2 separate regions of the Homo sapiens genome follow, and region 2 is linked to region 1. Evidence: read pairs that join two places in POLR2A ChIA-PET (ENCODE). Cell type or tissue: PC-3. All regions are shown on one strand. Links, peaks and the distances in the headings refer to the core of each region. The heading gives the core; the rest is flanking DNA.

What was found. Peaks named below come from ENCODE experiments on the same cell type or tissue, not always from the same donor. Only the 100,000 strongest peaks of a DNase experiment are listed, where the experiment ranks them.
Region 2: POLR2A ChIA-PET joins it to region 1 with 6 read pairs; 1 of 35 experiments calls an interaction of 5 or more read pairs at or near these places.

What each region holds. Positions count from the first base shown.
Region 1 is chr1:218,295,237-218,303,096 of GRCh38, reverse strand. It overlaps RRP15 (ribosomal RNA processing 15 homolog), which reads right to left. Exons shown (of 5, transcript NM_016052.4): 2 at 538-803. Among named protein-coding and RNA genes, the nearest start is that of RRP15, 14 kb to the right of the region's middle. In PC-3, for the core only: CTCF peaks have their summits at 3,308 and 3,507; a DNase peak (open chromatin) is centred at 3,496.
Region 2 is chr1:219,336,511-219,344,370 of GRCh38, reverse strand. It overlaps a transcript of LYPLAL1 not described here. Among named protein-coding and RNA genes, the nearest start is that of LYPLAL1, 170 kb to the right of the region's middle. In PC-3, for the core only: no CTCF peak of the experiment used is centred there; a DNase peak (open chromatin) is centred at 3,400.

The DNA of each region.
Region 1 (7,860 bases), core at 1,521-5,520:
ATTATACCTAGTCTAACAACTATCATCAGTAGTTCAACAAAAGCATAATGAATTCAAATTTATCCAACACTGATTTGTATCTAACACTGAAATAATCCGTTTTCAGAACTACAACCAATCCTTGAGTTACGACATTGTCACAGATTCCTATTGTAAAATAAGTTTTGGCAAAAAAAAAAAGTAACTAACATGCTTCTTAGTTCACAACCTAATAAAGTCAGCAAACAGACAGCTAAAACAAATAAAATAGGCTCAGGAATCACTACCATGTGTATAATTACTTGATTTTAAAAAGATGTTTCCTCAGCGTTTACATTTCTATTACTTTGCCTTTGCATAGATGATTAAAAAGTGAACATGCTCAATGGAATAATTTAGACTAAATTCCTAAACATAACCTTAGTTATCCACCTTCACATAAAAAACAAGTTAAAAACTGGAACGTTAATTGGTCAAACACTGCAAGAAACAGTTCGGTCAAGATAAGAGCTAGCCTAGACAAACAATCTAATCTACAAGAGAACTGGTGGAACATACCTGTTTTATTTTCTCTAGTCTTTCTTGCTTTAACTTTTCTTTTTCCTTTTCCAGCTTCTTATTTTTGACCAGAATAGTAGGTTTACTTTCAGGAGTTTTCTTGTTGAGGACTTTAGCCATAGCATCTGCCCAGCCCATATTAGTCCCAACACTTGATTCTCCATCATTTTCATTTTCTTTGTCACAGGGCTCAGCATCACCCTCACTGTCAGCTTCTATTGCGTCATCATCAGAATAAAAGTGGTCCTTTTCCGATCCACAGCTTCCTATAGAACCAAAGAGTAAAGGCAAATTAAACTTTAATATCCTAGGCAGAGGCTGCCAAGGCCCCCCGAACCCTTCCTGGAGCTCTGCCTGTCCCCATTTTTGCAAGGGGGGTACTTTTCTGAGTCCCACAGCTACAGTAATGATGAAGAGCAATAGGACCATCTATCCCATTGCCATCAGCTCCCAGAGACCTCGCCCAGCCACATATACAGGGGATGTCACAGCAGCTTCCAAACCCAGGACCCAGGCAGCAGAAACAAATCCAACAGCCTCTGCCACGTCCTTATTGTCAAAATGGTGACAGATGTTGGCATGGAGTTGGTGCAAGGTATATTCAAGTACACAAACCTTAATTGTGTCACTAAACTAATGGAAGGGGCTAATGAAGGTTATTAAAACAAATAACAGAAAACTTTAATAAGAAAAAGGTACAGTATTATCAGAATAAATCTTCTAAGGGATTTGTCCCAGATATTTAAAATTCTGAATTTGTATGCAGAAAAAAAGCCTAAAACTAAAAATCAGCCTCATGTAAAAGAATTTGCATATAACATTAGAAAATTGGGCATTTTAACATTTTTGGAAAAAAAAATTATCTAACAACGTGCCCAAGATACTAGATTCAATTGTAGGACTGAGTGACTGAATGAAAATACCAAGTTCTGATTGAAGATACAAATGTGTAAGTGTACCATTGAATTTTATCATGAGAACCACCAAAAAAAGCACCTACAGGTTACCAGCAAACTAGTTCATCATTTAAAATTCAAATGGATGAGGAAGATTAGCAGAAACAATAGTCCAGAAGGCGGCTTGTCTTGCAAATCAACTTGCTGAGCAGCTCTTTTTCACCTTCTTAAATTAAGTGCACTTTAACAAGGAGAGCACAAGCACCCAGCATTGCATGCATGCATCTCTATGATCCAGAGCCCTCTGGAGAGCTTCTGTTCTTCAGAAACCTGCAGAACTTATTAGGAAATACTTGGAAGAAGACAATCATCCAATAGCTTAGTAACTTGGAGTGTTTTTTAATTAGCAGAAGAAGAGCTAACAAAGAAGGCTGAGAAGTCAACAAGAAAGAAAACTCAGTAATATACAAACAGCTGCCATTTAGCAGTGATGTCTTTGGGTAAACAACTGCACTTTCTTTGGATGACTCCAAAACTAGTTGAATCTCAAAAGATTATTACAGAAAATGCCATTAGCTGAAACTTTTCCTATCAAAGTACCTCTACAAATGTAACAATATTAGTAGTTTAAGTATTTTTTTAAATATTGATATACTTGCATTAAGATAAAATACTATTTAACACTAGAAGAAAAAGGCCAAGGCATAAGCAGGTTTCCTGCTGCTCCTTACTTTACTCAATTCTGTTCCACCCACCCGGATCAGAACCTTCACTTAAATGCAGAGGATTAGAAAGCAATCCATATGCCAAAAGCACTGCAGCATTTCAGTGAGGCTGCTCTGGGTCCATTTACCCTTACCAAAGCCAAGCATCAGAACCATAACCGCTGTTTCTACCTTCTGAGAAGTCTATTGATTGAGTCTTGTTGTTGCTTCAAAATTATCTATTCTTCAACTCCGAGGCTCAGTTTCTTCTTTAAATAATTTCAACAAAATGTTCATAATTTGCCTTTAAACATCCTCTTAGCCTTTTTATATCAGCTTATTGTTATGACCAAAGTAAATGGAAGACAGTGTATAGTCAGGTATTACCTTCTGAGTGATCCCCTCTACTCTCTTGACTTTAAGCCATAAAAAGACCTGACTTTTAGCAAGTGATTACAATACTTGCAATTTGGGCATTATTTTTGCGTAATACCTTTATTTTTTCAGTGCTGAAAATTCATGAAACAAAAAATGATGTAAAACATTAATACGTTTCAAGTAAAAATTAATAACAAATTAGAAAGTAGGAAATAAAAACATGCCTATATAAAAATGAACCTCGAGCATGAGTAAAAATAAAGTATCTTCAAAAAACTAACTGAACATTACATAGCAAAGAACAATAACATTTCACATTTTTTAAAAGCATGATCTTAAAACACGAAATGCCAACAGTATAAAAGAAAATGTTATAAAGACAAGAAATCACTTGCAATTCTATCATGCTAATAGAGCTGCATATTTCTTAATAAAGACAAAAAAATTAATGAAAACATTTAATTTGAAGTTTTTTCTGTATCTTATACGCTGGGTCAATTTAAGAAATCTGAACACATTTGTGACTCTAGGCTTTAACATACAAATATAGTTAATATATAAGAACCTTATTATTGCCCATAACACTAAAAAAAAAGGTATCTAAATTAAAAGCTGGCAGCACTATTAACAAATTCAATAAAAGACTGAATTATTTTATTCCAGGGCCACAAAATGTTTCCCCAAGAGGCATCTCCTAGGACCAGTGTACCCAGGAAAGTACACTGGAAAACAAAGTTTGAAGAATATAGTTAGCTGAAAACTGTATTATTTTAATACTGTATATGTTTTACTCTTCAGAGTCAGTAGCATTACACAGACACTAATAACAAAATAAACAATTCTTAGAAAAAGTGCTTCCTGTAGTAAGTATTTAACTAAATGTAAGGAGGCAAGATGGCTTAAAAGTTTGGGTCAATAAAAAAATATCTTGGTGATTAAAAGCAGAAAAATCTTGACTAGCTCCTGGTAACATGTCAGAACTGCAACACTGACATCTAGTGTTTTGTCCTGATGTATTCACACACAAATTGCCACAGATTTCATGTTTTTCAATGGTACTGTAAAGGCAGCCAAAGCAAGCCGAAACACTTTCTGATGGTGTAACCCACACCAATTCTCCACTTCAAAACCATGGCTATTTTTCTTTGGTGCATTTCTTACCCCGCTTGACTACCACAACATGCATAATATGAACACACAATAAATCCATGAAAAGTTTATAGCACCATTTTATACAACCTGCACTCACCCCACCAATTAAAAAAATATCCAGAAGAATTCCCTTAAGTCATGGTTTTATTTTATTATTTTCTTAAAGAAGCTCTATCTCAGAAGTTTTTAATCAGGCATTCACTGACAATGAAAATGATGACATTTAATATGAACAAATTAAAAATGCCAAAGTAATGAAGTCTCCCAGCATACTAAAAAAATAGGATTTACTTCTAGGATATCAAAGATTATCACTATGCAAACCAGAAAATAGAACTGGCTCAAAATATTATTATATCCTAATCAAATGAGGTTTTTAAAAAAATTTTCCACTCACTGATTTATAACAGCAGAAGCAGATATATCCAGGTGTCTAAGGGCATAGACGGAAATCACCAGACAAGTAAAAAATGCCTTTGAAGTCCTGTGTGTTGCCTTAAACATTAATTTTGCATTCTACTATAAAAATCTGGAACTTAAAGGACTACAAAGGATGCTTATTGAAGTAATGACTAAAAGTTCCAATCATGGCAGTGTTCTCTATTAAAGCTGCTCAGTAGCCACTAGCCACAAGAGCCTATTGAGTATTTCAAATGTGGCTAGCACAACTGAAGAACTGAATTTTTATTTTCTTTAATTACCTTAAATTTAAATCACATGTGGCTAGAGGCTACCATATTGAACAGAGCAGGGCTAAACCTCCGACGTACTGAGGTAGTCATAACGCATTTCTTATCTCCTGCTGCCTTTTCCCCCAAACCTCCAGCTCCCTTTCAAACTTGCCATCTGTTCCCTGACCCCAGATACGAATGGTTAGCTGCTGGCAGGAAAGTGAGCCATTTTCCTTAGCCTGGGATAAAGTTTTAAGAAGGCTCACAGTCCCTCAACATTCACTGAGCACTTATGAGTGATGGCCAAGAAAGGACAAAGGAAAAATCTAAATCTAGGTTTCTCTCCTTGAAGAACTCAGGAGTTTAGTAGGGTGAATAAATTACATAGCCAAATTGTAATAGAATTTGTAGGTGTTCTTAAAGAAAAACAATGAGGAAAGGGTGACCAGAGATATCTGGGATGGCTTAGAGGAAGTTTTACAAAGATGATATTCAAGTTGTTTCTTAATGCAAGAATTTGAATGACAAAAGAAAGGAGGAAGCCAAGGAAGTAAGATTCCATAACCCAAGCCAGTTGATCAGACGGCAAGATCACTGAACCTAGAACCAAACACATCCTAGATTTGAGTCAGTGCTCTGTATGAAAATCAAAATTACTATTGTAATCATATTATTATTGGCATTCCAGGCAGAAGAAATCAGCATGTCCAAAGGGATAGGAATGTTAAAGATGATGAAATATTTATAAAATGACACCAAGTTGAGACTGGCTGAAACAAAAGATTTGAGAATTGGATGGTAAAAATTGGGCATAAAGAAAGTAAGTTTGGGATTTCATAAAAGCATGATTTATGATCCAAGAAATGCAATACACATCAATTCCAAGATTAAAACCAAGTAGTTTAAAAGTTCATACTCCAGGTGTGTGCTTCCAATAAAAGGCCAAATAGCTGGAATTTTTTCTCTTAGCACTTATCTTAAGTCCTTACTTTTAAAAACATTCTCTATTACAGTTTTTCTTTTAAAATGTAAATACCACCTGAAAGTGGTAAGCCTATTGGTTAACCTTTAACTTCCTTCACACCTTTAAAATTTGCCCTAAGTCAAACAGAACTCCCGGTAAAAACGTGATTGAGGACAGTTAGTAAGGGACAATGAAGTAAGGCTACCAGGATTCAATTTCAACTCCACACACTAATCTAAGTGGCTTTTCTGACATTAAGTCTTCTGTCTTAGTTTCTTCATCTGTAAAAATAGGAATAAAATGGTACTTCATTGGGTTTTCATAATTAAAATATGTAAAGTTCTTTGAGTGCCTACCCCTTAGTAAGCACCACTTAAATGCTGATTACACACCACACACACATGCAGAAATACACTCACAGACACATACAATGAGAATTTTTATGTGGCTGTGGTAGAGAAGGAGAAAGAAACAAGGAAGGAATGCCTCTGGTACTGGGAATCTTGAATTCATGTGAGGTGTTAAATGAGAAGCTTTAGATGACTAGAGAGTTATAGCATAGGGGTTAAGAGCTCAGATTACTGAATTAGACTTGGGGTGTTATGTTCTTATTCCAGTACTTTCTAATAGCCTAGTTTTGGGTAAGTTACCTAACCCTTCTGTGTCTCAGTTTCTTTATCAGTAAAACAGGGATAAAAACAGTAACTACTTCACTGGGTTGCTATGATGATTAAATATGATAACACATGAAAAGCGCTTAGCACAGACCTGGCACAATAGTAGGCACTAAATAAATGATAATCAGTAATCAGAGGACAGACAGAGATCCTGAGGACCTGGGGAACAGAGAAGAGAGCTTAAAAATTGATGTCAAGAAATAGAGGGAAAATAAGTGTGACTTCAATTATAAAAGTGCTGCCTAAGTCTTGTTATAGTTTATAACTCGTATGCCAGGGAATCATCACATGCAGGCCACCTTTTGCTTATTTCAAGAGTGGCCAATGTCTCTGTGCTACAACCTTTCCAAAGTACTGTAAAATAATGATAATACTAACTAGCTAACATGTAGTTAGATGTAGGCACTATTTATAAAGCACTTTTTATGTATTATCATTTCACAACACTTATTTTCTTTTCCTTTTTTTTTTTTTGAGACAAGGTCTCACTCTGGCGCCCAGGCTGGAGTATAGTGACAGAATCTTAGCTCACTGCAGCCTATCTCCCAGGCTCACACAATCCTCTCCTTTCAGCCTCCCAAGTAGCTGGGACTATAGGCACACACCACCACGCTGAGCTAATTTTTTGTAGAGATGAAGTCTCACTATGTTGTCCAGGCTGGTCTTGAACTCCTGGGCTCAAATGATCAACCCACCTCAGCCTTCCAAAGTGCTGGAATTCAGGAGTAAGCCACCACACCCAGCTCATTTCACAACATTTCTATGAGTTGCTTTTATTATTGTATTTACACAGGTGATGATTCTGAAGCTTAGAAAAGTTAAAAACATGCTCAAAGTCAAAAAGGCAAAGCTAACGGGGCTGTCAACTTGTGAGACACTACAAAGTTTTGTATCAGAGATTCAATTTGGACTAATGTGTACTGAACTAATGTAACTACTCATTAAATATTTTAAAACATAGTTTAATAAAGCTTGAATTTAAAAAATTTCTATCTAAGCCTCAGTTAAGCTGAACAGTCTGCTCACCATCCTCATTCTGATTTTACCTAAGTATACATATCCCCCTAGTTATTCAAGGCTCTCTAAAACTACTGCTCCCCATTCAGCTGTAAATCATCTGTTCTGCTCATGCCACATGGTCTTTCCTGCCAATTACTAAATTTAGAATATTCAAAATTGATGCTTTAAAACTTCAAAAAAAAAAAGTTACCTTTGAAAAAATGAAGTCATCCCAGGTTTCCATAAAAATAACCAAAAATAAAATGATAGTGGTACCATGGGAAAACACTTTCAGATGTGATTACATGTGCTATTGGGCAAGCCAAAACAGATAGACTCTGGAAGTAGTCTGTTTCCTGAGCCTGTCTTATAAATTGCTAAACCACTCAAGTAGGACTATGATATACTTCATTTCTTAGGCATGTTCCTTTGCTATTTCAAGTAACTTAAATGATAAAGGAGGCTATAAGCTACAGTTTGATGAAAAGCACATTTATCCACTAGGTTATTATATCTTAAATACAGCATTGTAGTTTATCAAAAATGAAGGGATATCTCCTAGGACCTTCTAACCTGAATTGTTATCAAGTCTTTTGTTATAAGTAGATGGCCATTTTTCACATACATAACAAGAACAATTCAGGCTTTTTAGCTGCCTGGAAAACCTGAAATGATATTCCTTATTGTTTTATAGTCATATGGGCACATTCTATGAGGGAGGAGTCAATCAGATCACAGCCCCGAGTAACAATCAAGGCTTCTTTTTTTTAACCTGGGTTGATTTACAGACAACAGACGCTTCCCCCGCACCCTGTCCCAAGACTACAATCTTAAGAACCTAGTTAGAGTTGCATCTTAACTTCCATAAATCTGAGTAGCTCA
Region 2 (7,860 bases), core at 1,470-5,469, 1.0 Mb before region 1:
GGGAGACGAGAATCGTGCAATGCCCAGAAGTCAAAGGAGGAGCCACTTTCAGAAAGGTAGATAGTTTGCAGTGTCAAATGCTATAAAGAATAAAAACTGGATATGGTCTGAGAAAACAATGGGGGTTCACTGGTTTCTTTGAGTGAACAACTGCAGGCAAATGGTGTAGGGGAAGACAAACTACAGTGAGTTTACCAATGAATACAGAAGTGTAGCAGCATGTTCTGTTGGAAGTTCCATAACTCAAAGAAGGACTGAGTGTTCATTTTGAGGGGGCAGCAGATCTCAGAAAAGATTTTCTCAGGATCCACAAGCCCTAGGTGGAGGGGAATCTTTCCTTAAGAAATGAGAATTCAAGTTGCTACAGAATTTAAAGGGAATTGCCTTTAAAGAAAAATCAGAGAAAGACAAGTGTGAATGGAAATACAATTAGCTGTGGAGATACCACCTTTAGGAAAGAAGAGTGACTTACTTTTCTCTACCATAAGTGGAAGAAAAAAAAAGGAATGGTTGGATAGTGGGTAGATATGCGAAGGCAAAGTCCAGAGAGAAGGAAGATGAAGGAGCTCTATAAAGAGAAGGTGAGATCACTAGATGAGAATAGCAAAAGAAGGTGCAGAATGATGACATGAGTGCCACAGAGTGAAGTAAAGCACAATGAAATAAGCCACCTAAATTTGCATCCTATAGTGAGAAATGTTCGTAGTTTATTTCATTCTGATACCAGAATTTTGAGCCATGGAGGTCTATCCCAGATCCCTATTTAGAATAGTATTGAAAATATTCTTTCAGCTGCAACATTTTGAAAGTGGTAAAAAGAGTAACTAAAAATAATTGAGCTATTACCATAAATTTAGAATAATATACAACTTATTAGAGAGTTAACCTCAGGTTAATTAAGTACAATAAGGATACATGTTAAGATCTTGCTGTTAATTTTTAGCTAGTCCTCATAGTATTTGGTCAAGATTCTAAATGAAGTCTGTGGTAAAACCATGGATCCATTTCATTCTCATCTGGATTCCTAGTTTTGAGGCATTTAGAATTTGTTGACTTTCTTTGACATGTTTCTGTGCTCTGGTTCAATGAAGGTCTCCCCTAGGACCTTGGGCTCATCTTTGTCTTATTCACTTGTATAATTTTAGCTCATCATTTTCATGAATTTTGTTTCTAATAAAGTTCATTTTATTCAAATGTATTTGCAAAATCATTGCTGATTGGGGAGGAGAAAAACAAGATCAGACAGATGTCATCACATCCATATTACAGATGCTCCAGCTTATTCCAATGGTTAAGTTGTCGGACTTGGGCTGAAGCCCAAATCCTCAAGCGCCAGATACAGAGCCCCACCTATTGACCACTATCACATCCGTGCTCCTCCCATTAAGCATCACATAACCTCATCCATGAAATAAACAATCTATTAATTAAACTTCAATAAGAAAAAAGGGACTAAATCAATCCTCTCTGTGTGATTTCGAAACAATAAACTGGAAATTGAAAATTAAACCATTTTACTTTTTGTTTTAATCTTTAAAATGCTAACCAACTTAAACTATTTAGACATTAGAAAAACAATGAGTCAACTCAGTCACTTAATAAAATAATCTAGTTTCAACACAAATCATTCCACTGGACACTTGACTGAATTTTTCATTTTTTAACCAGCAGTCTTGTCTTTATGCAGCCTTAACTTCATACAGTCAAAGAGGAATTTTTTTAAAGCAATTCAGAAAATGCAAGACTAGTGCTAAGAACTGTGAAGGGGCTGAGATTGTCCCTTACTTATAAACTAACAAATTAGGCTGCCAGTTTCATGGAGTCTGCGGAAACCACGAGACTCCTGGGTCAGAGACAATGGAGTTTGTTGCTCATAACAACAGCAGTAGCCAGAGCATCAGCACTTCCTTGTGCAGGTTCCTTGGGGCCTAATAGGGTGATGCAAAAAGGGCCCGCAAATGTAGTGGGTTGTATTAAAAGAGAGAAACCTTGAGCTAAGGGGGTCCCAAATCATTTTAAATAATCACTAAGCTTGTCTGTCTTTATCTCTGGAGGATTTACTATCTCTATCTCCCTCCTAAAGCTGTTCTATACTCAAACATCCTTAAAAAGATAACCCAGAACAAAGTCAGTCTGTGTCTCTGCTTACAAGTCATGCAAAACCTTGAGAGACTCATGGAGAATTGTTTCTCAGCAGCTAGTGGGTCAATGTAAGTTTGAAATGATTCATTATTGATACCCAGATGCAAAGGGATGACCAAGATTTAGTAAAAATTATTAACCACAAGGTGGCTATGGATAAGTTGTGATTGTTGACTGTGTTACAAAAAAAGTGCATTGAAATAAACTGATATAAATACAATGTGAGTATAATAATTTTTCTAATAAAAAGTATTGAGAATAGTCCTGTTATTCTTCCCCAGCCTGACCTTAATTTAAAACTTCTCTTCAGTAAAACAAATCTATTAGAAAGATATCAAATGCTCCTTATTGAGAAACTGTCATGGTTCAGATTTCAATCAACTTTTTATTTAAATGGCTTCTGAATCCACTTAATTTAGTTTTAAAATAAATGTAAACTTCATTTTTACTATAAATTCTACATAAATCTCAAGCAAACAGCTTGTCATTCATGCTCAGACCTATAAAAACAGGTTCTTGTAAGTCCACCTACTAGAAAAAAATGATAAGTGTATTCTTTAAAATGGTTCTTTGTGAACTTTGTTTTCATTAGATTTTTAATAATAAAAAGGCCACTTGGTTCAGGACAGAGAAGTATAATAAATGCAGCACATTAAAACAAAATAAAACATACATTACCCAACTGTCTAATATTGAATCTTACAATTTATCAAGTTGACTCAAAATAATAAACTCCACCTTGAGAAATAAAATAAAATAAAATTGAACCTTTTCTGAAAGGAGAGCCATGTTGCTTATGGAACAGCCCACATTAATATAAACTGAGAAGAAAGGAAATGTGTAAAAGTTTAGAGCTGAAGGAATTTCTGCATGTGGGTATACTGCAAGTACATGTATTCTAGAACTAGCATAATATATTGTTAAAAGTAATGAAATCTGGGAATGTGTATTCAAATTATTAACTTTATGCACTCCATGAAGTATTTGAGCTTATTTAGTGAAACATATATCAGACAAGTTGGTTATTACTAACATGACCAAAAAAGGAATAATAAACAGGCTGTGTCTTGCATACACTCCATATGCATTATAAGTCTGTGGGTTTTATGATGCATAAGCTGTTCCTATCTTTGGAATATTCAATTTGAATGGGTAGATTAGACAGATACAGATACATGCACATGGAATGTTAGTGAATAAGGCCTTGCACATTAAGATAAATGCTGAATTAGTTCAGACAAAGACTACAGCAGTTTAGAGGAAGCCCTCAGAGCTGGGAAGGGCTAGAAAAGGCTTTAACAGATAGGAGATCAGAGGTATTACTCATTGCCCTCTCTTGTTACAAAACAAATGGGTTCCTGGGTTATATAAAGAAAGGTGAAGGCAGAAAGCCCTCAGTTCTAGTTGTCGTTTCACTGATAATTTTCAGACTAGTAATAAATGATGATCCTTTTAATGTTCTCATCTCAGCCTCATAAAGTTACTCAGTGTAAATGGGAAACTCATTAGAGTTACTGAAAGAAATATATATATTTTTTAATGACCATCGATTCAACTTCGTTAAAAGCAGGGAAGAATCTGTTTAGAATTTAGATAAAAGGAAAACATTCTAAAATTAAGTGAGAAGAACAGTAAAATTCTAACTGTCAAAAGTATACGCATGGAAAACCTAACCCACCTATTATGAATAAGTAAGAAGGAGCTGGAATAAGCATTAATGTAATGTAACTTCCCCTCCCCTCACCCACACATCCATTGGTATCCCATCCTCTTAATTGGTTGGTTGTGTTCACCACTTCCATTAGATATGAACAGTTAGGACAATTCTTATTCTTTCTTGTATAATAACAGAAGCGAGATCTAGGTAGCTTAATGTGGTTTGAGCCTGGGGTTAAATCAAGAAGAGACTGTGGCACCTGTAATATTAAAGTGACCTGCTTCTATGACTTTCAAAGAACACCAGAGCTACTAAAGCTGCCCCAGACAGACTTAACTAAACTGAACATTATAACTTCTTTCCATCACTTTGTTGATACCCACAACGATAGTAATTGGTTATAAGTATTAGTTATTTTGTAAGCTGTGCATTTTGTTCAATAAATTATGTCAATTTTTATAAGATAAATATTTATATACCATACATTTTTTTCATCAGCACATAATGTTTGTAATAAATGGGTTAGGTTTTCCATGCATATACTTTTGAGAGTCTTAGAATCCTGGAGAAAACAATATAATAATTTTAAATTCCTGCATTGGAAAGGGAGAAATTGATGAACAGTACCAAAAGTCAGTGAAGAGGAAGCTCAAGTTCTTGCCAATATGTGGTGCAAAAATGCTGTGGAGTTTTTGGTTAGTCAAGTCTCTCAAGCTAGCCTTTACATATTTCAGAAAAGCCAAGTGTTTTTTTCTCCCTAATTTTTCAACCCTGATGTATTTTTGGGGAAATTTGGTCCATATGTTTCTAATTCATTTATTCCAACTCATCAAATGTTGTTTTGTAAGACTATTCATTGCCCAAAGGTTTTCTAAACAGTCTTCCAAAGACCTCTAAGCTAGAAATGGGAATAAATGCAAGTGATACCCATTGCTAAACCTAAATTTTCTTGAACCCAGTGTTAATAGAAGACTAGCATCTATTTTTAAACTTGGCAAACGATAGACACCATTCAGCTGCTGACTCAGAGTGAAACAACAGTTAGCTGCATATTTGTGTAAATTGTGTATGCAAAAGTTTTTTGTTTTTAAAAAATCCATGGAAAAGGATTTAATTCTTAATAATAATGGAGAGAACAGCAACATATTTTACTTTTTCCTAAAACTTTCTCATAGCTATTATCACCGTTGCTCCTTATTATAATACCGTGGGATAGACAAGGTAGTTACACTCATCTGCATTGCACACTTGAAGTACTTGAGGCTCAGAGAAATCAAGTAATTTTCACCATATTGCATAGGGATGTCATGGAGGAAGAGGATCTGGGACTCAGTCCTCCTAGATCTAGACTTTTGTTTTTTGGGACAAACAATGACATCTATGTCTCTCTATGACTTACGCAGGGTGAGACCATATCCTGTTTCATGGTAGCGTGGATGACCCAGTGTACAGAGCTCAATGTGGGTCTCACTAAGGGTCTTGTTAGTGCCAGGGCCAGACGTGGTATGAGTTCCTTCTTCTAGATTATCTCTGACCCTAATATAGGGTGAGGCAGCCTTACTGACCGCTGAGTAAATACACATATATATTTACACATATCTAGGCATTTGATCTGATCTAATTTGGTCTAATCAACTTACAGATTTGTTGCAAAGATTATTGCAAATATTTATTGCAAAAATTAATGTAATATATTATATTATTAAAATAATTATGTCCATGATGGCACTTAATTCATAAAACATTGAAAAAAAGATGAATATTTAGTCATCTCTACTTTACAAATAAAAATATCTAAGGCATGGAGTTACTAAACTTTCTATATTAAGTCAAGGGGAGAGCTCAGATGTGCATTTTGTAGAATTTACTGAGATGAAGCAATGTTAGGTCTACCTTTAACATTAATCATGATGTTGATGATGAAAATGGGAATTACCACTTCTGTTTTTGTTTTTTTTTTGTACCATGTGCCAGGTACATGATCTCAATTAGTTATCACAAAAGATATTGAGGTGGATATTTTCACTCTAGTTTTTAAAGATGAAGAAACTGAGGCTCAGCAAGTTTAGATATTATATCAGTTAGGTCTCTATTAGCTGCAAGTAACAGATAACCAAACCCAAACTGACTTAAGCAACAACAGAATGTTTTGATACATGTAACTGAAAACCCCATGCATATAGCTGGCTTCATGTGTGGTTTCATGCAGGGTCACAAATAACATTATCGGAATTCAGGTTTTTTCCTATTTTTTATTTTATCTATTCTTGGCCTCATTCCCAAGTTTTATAAGGAGTTATACAGTAAGCAGTAGCTCTAGATATTTTCTTGCCTAAATGGAATGCATCTATCCCTGGTTGACATTAGTCCATATTGGATTAAATGTTTCTCCCTGACAAAATTCCTAAATTAGCCCTTTGGCTTCGGTCTAGGTTGCATGCTTGCCCTTGAAACTTGGGGTAGGGTAAGTTCCATCCAAACCACGTAAAATGAGAATGAGGAAGGAGTGGTCCCTCATCAAAATTTAGGTGAACTATTACCAAAATAATAATAAACACAAACAGATTCTTAGAGGCCAAATAACTACAAATGCCCACAGCAAGTAACATGCCCAAGATGAAACAGCTAGCATGTGGCAGAGCTGGAACTCACATGTGTGTCTTTTTAATTCTGAAATTTGTTCTCTAACCTTGGGGTTGGTGATTTTTTTCTGTAGTGAGTTAATAAGTATTTTAGATTCTGCAGGCCATAAGCTGTCTGTTGCAATACACAGTTTGGTCCTTGTTATGCAAAGGCAGTCATAGACAACACAGAAACAAATAGGCATGGCTGTGTTCCGATGAAACTTCATTTACAAACACAGGTGAAGAGCCAGCTTTTGTGTGCTATGGTTTACTGATTCCTTCACCCCACTTTTAGTAATTTTGATCAGCCACAGTCTTCACATACAGAACAGAAATGGAACAGCCTCTTTGATGTGAGTAGTTGGAAAATATTTCCTAGATGAAGTACACCAGCCCATAGCTAGTGACCAGTCAAGGTGGAGTCTACTTACTTGCAAATCTCCCATGTGCTCCTGCTTTAATCAAATGAAATACAAGAAACAGAATGTATTCAAAGAGAATATTTGTTTTATGGGTTACACTATGTGTTTTATGTTCTACACTGTGTAGATATTTTCTATATCACAATATTACTATAAACCTTCTTCAGATGTTCTTATTCCCTGAATAATTTAACATCAATTTGACAATCTTTGTGCTAGATGGAATAATAGCCCTCCAAAAGATGTCTGTGTCATAATCCCCAGAACCTCTGAGTAAGTTATCTTGTATGTAAAAGGGATTTTGTATATGTGATTAAGTTAAAGATCTTAAACAAGAGAGATAATCCTGGTTGATCAGAGTGGATCCAATGCCCAATGTAATCACGAGATTTCTTAGAAAAGAGAGGCAGGATATTCAGAAGTTAAGGAGGAGAAGACAATGAGAAGATAAAAGCAGAGAATGATGTAATGCAGTCACAGGCCAAGGAATGCTAGCACCCTCTAAAAACTGGGAGAGGTAAGAAACAGGCTCCCCTGGAGCCTTCAGAAAAAACAGCCCCGCTGACAACCTGATTCCAGCCCAGTAGAACTCATTTCTTGTGATGTCATAAGTCATTAAATTTATGGTAATTTTGAAAGCAGACCTAGGAAAATAATACAGTCCTATATCTCAAAATAATATTGAGGCAGATTTCTTTTACTCTACTGAATTCAGTAGTGAAAGCACAATTAAGAAAAAAGAAACATTGCTTTCCATTTCCCAAGCTGATTGGTTATAGGTAGGTTGCACATTGCCATGAGAAAATAACATTTATGGACACTTTGATATCATTACCTCCAACAATGATTTTATGGCAATACTAGTTGTAGGAATAATAATAGTAGAAATGGCAAGTAAATTGGCTAAGGCATGTAAAGGACTTTGTACTTTTGCTGGCCCAAGGAACTCAGAAAATAGTAACAATTGTTATTATCAATAGTTGCAGTGTTCCCAATGGCAACAGTGTTGGTATTG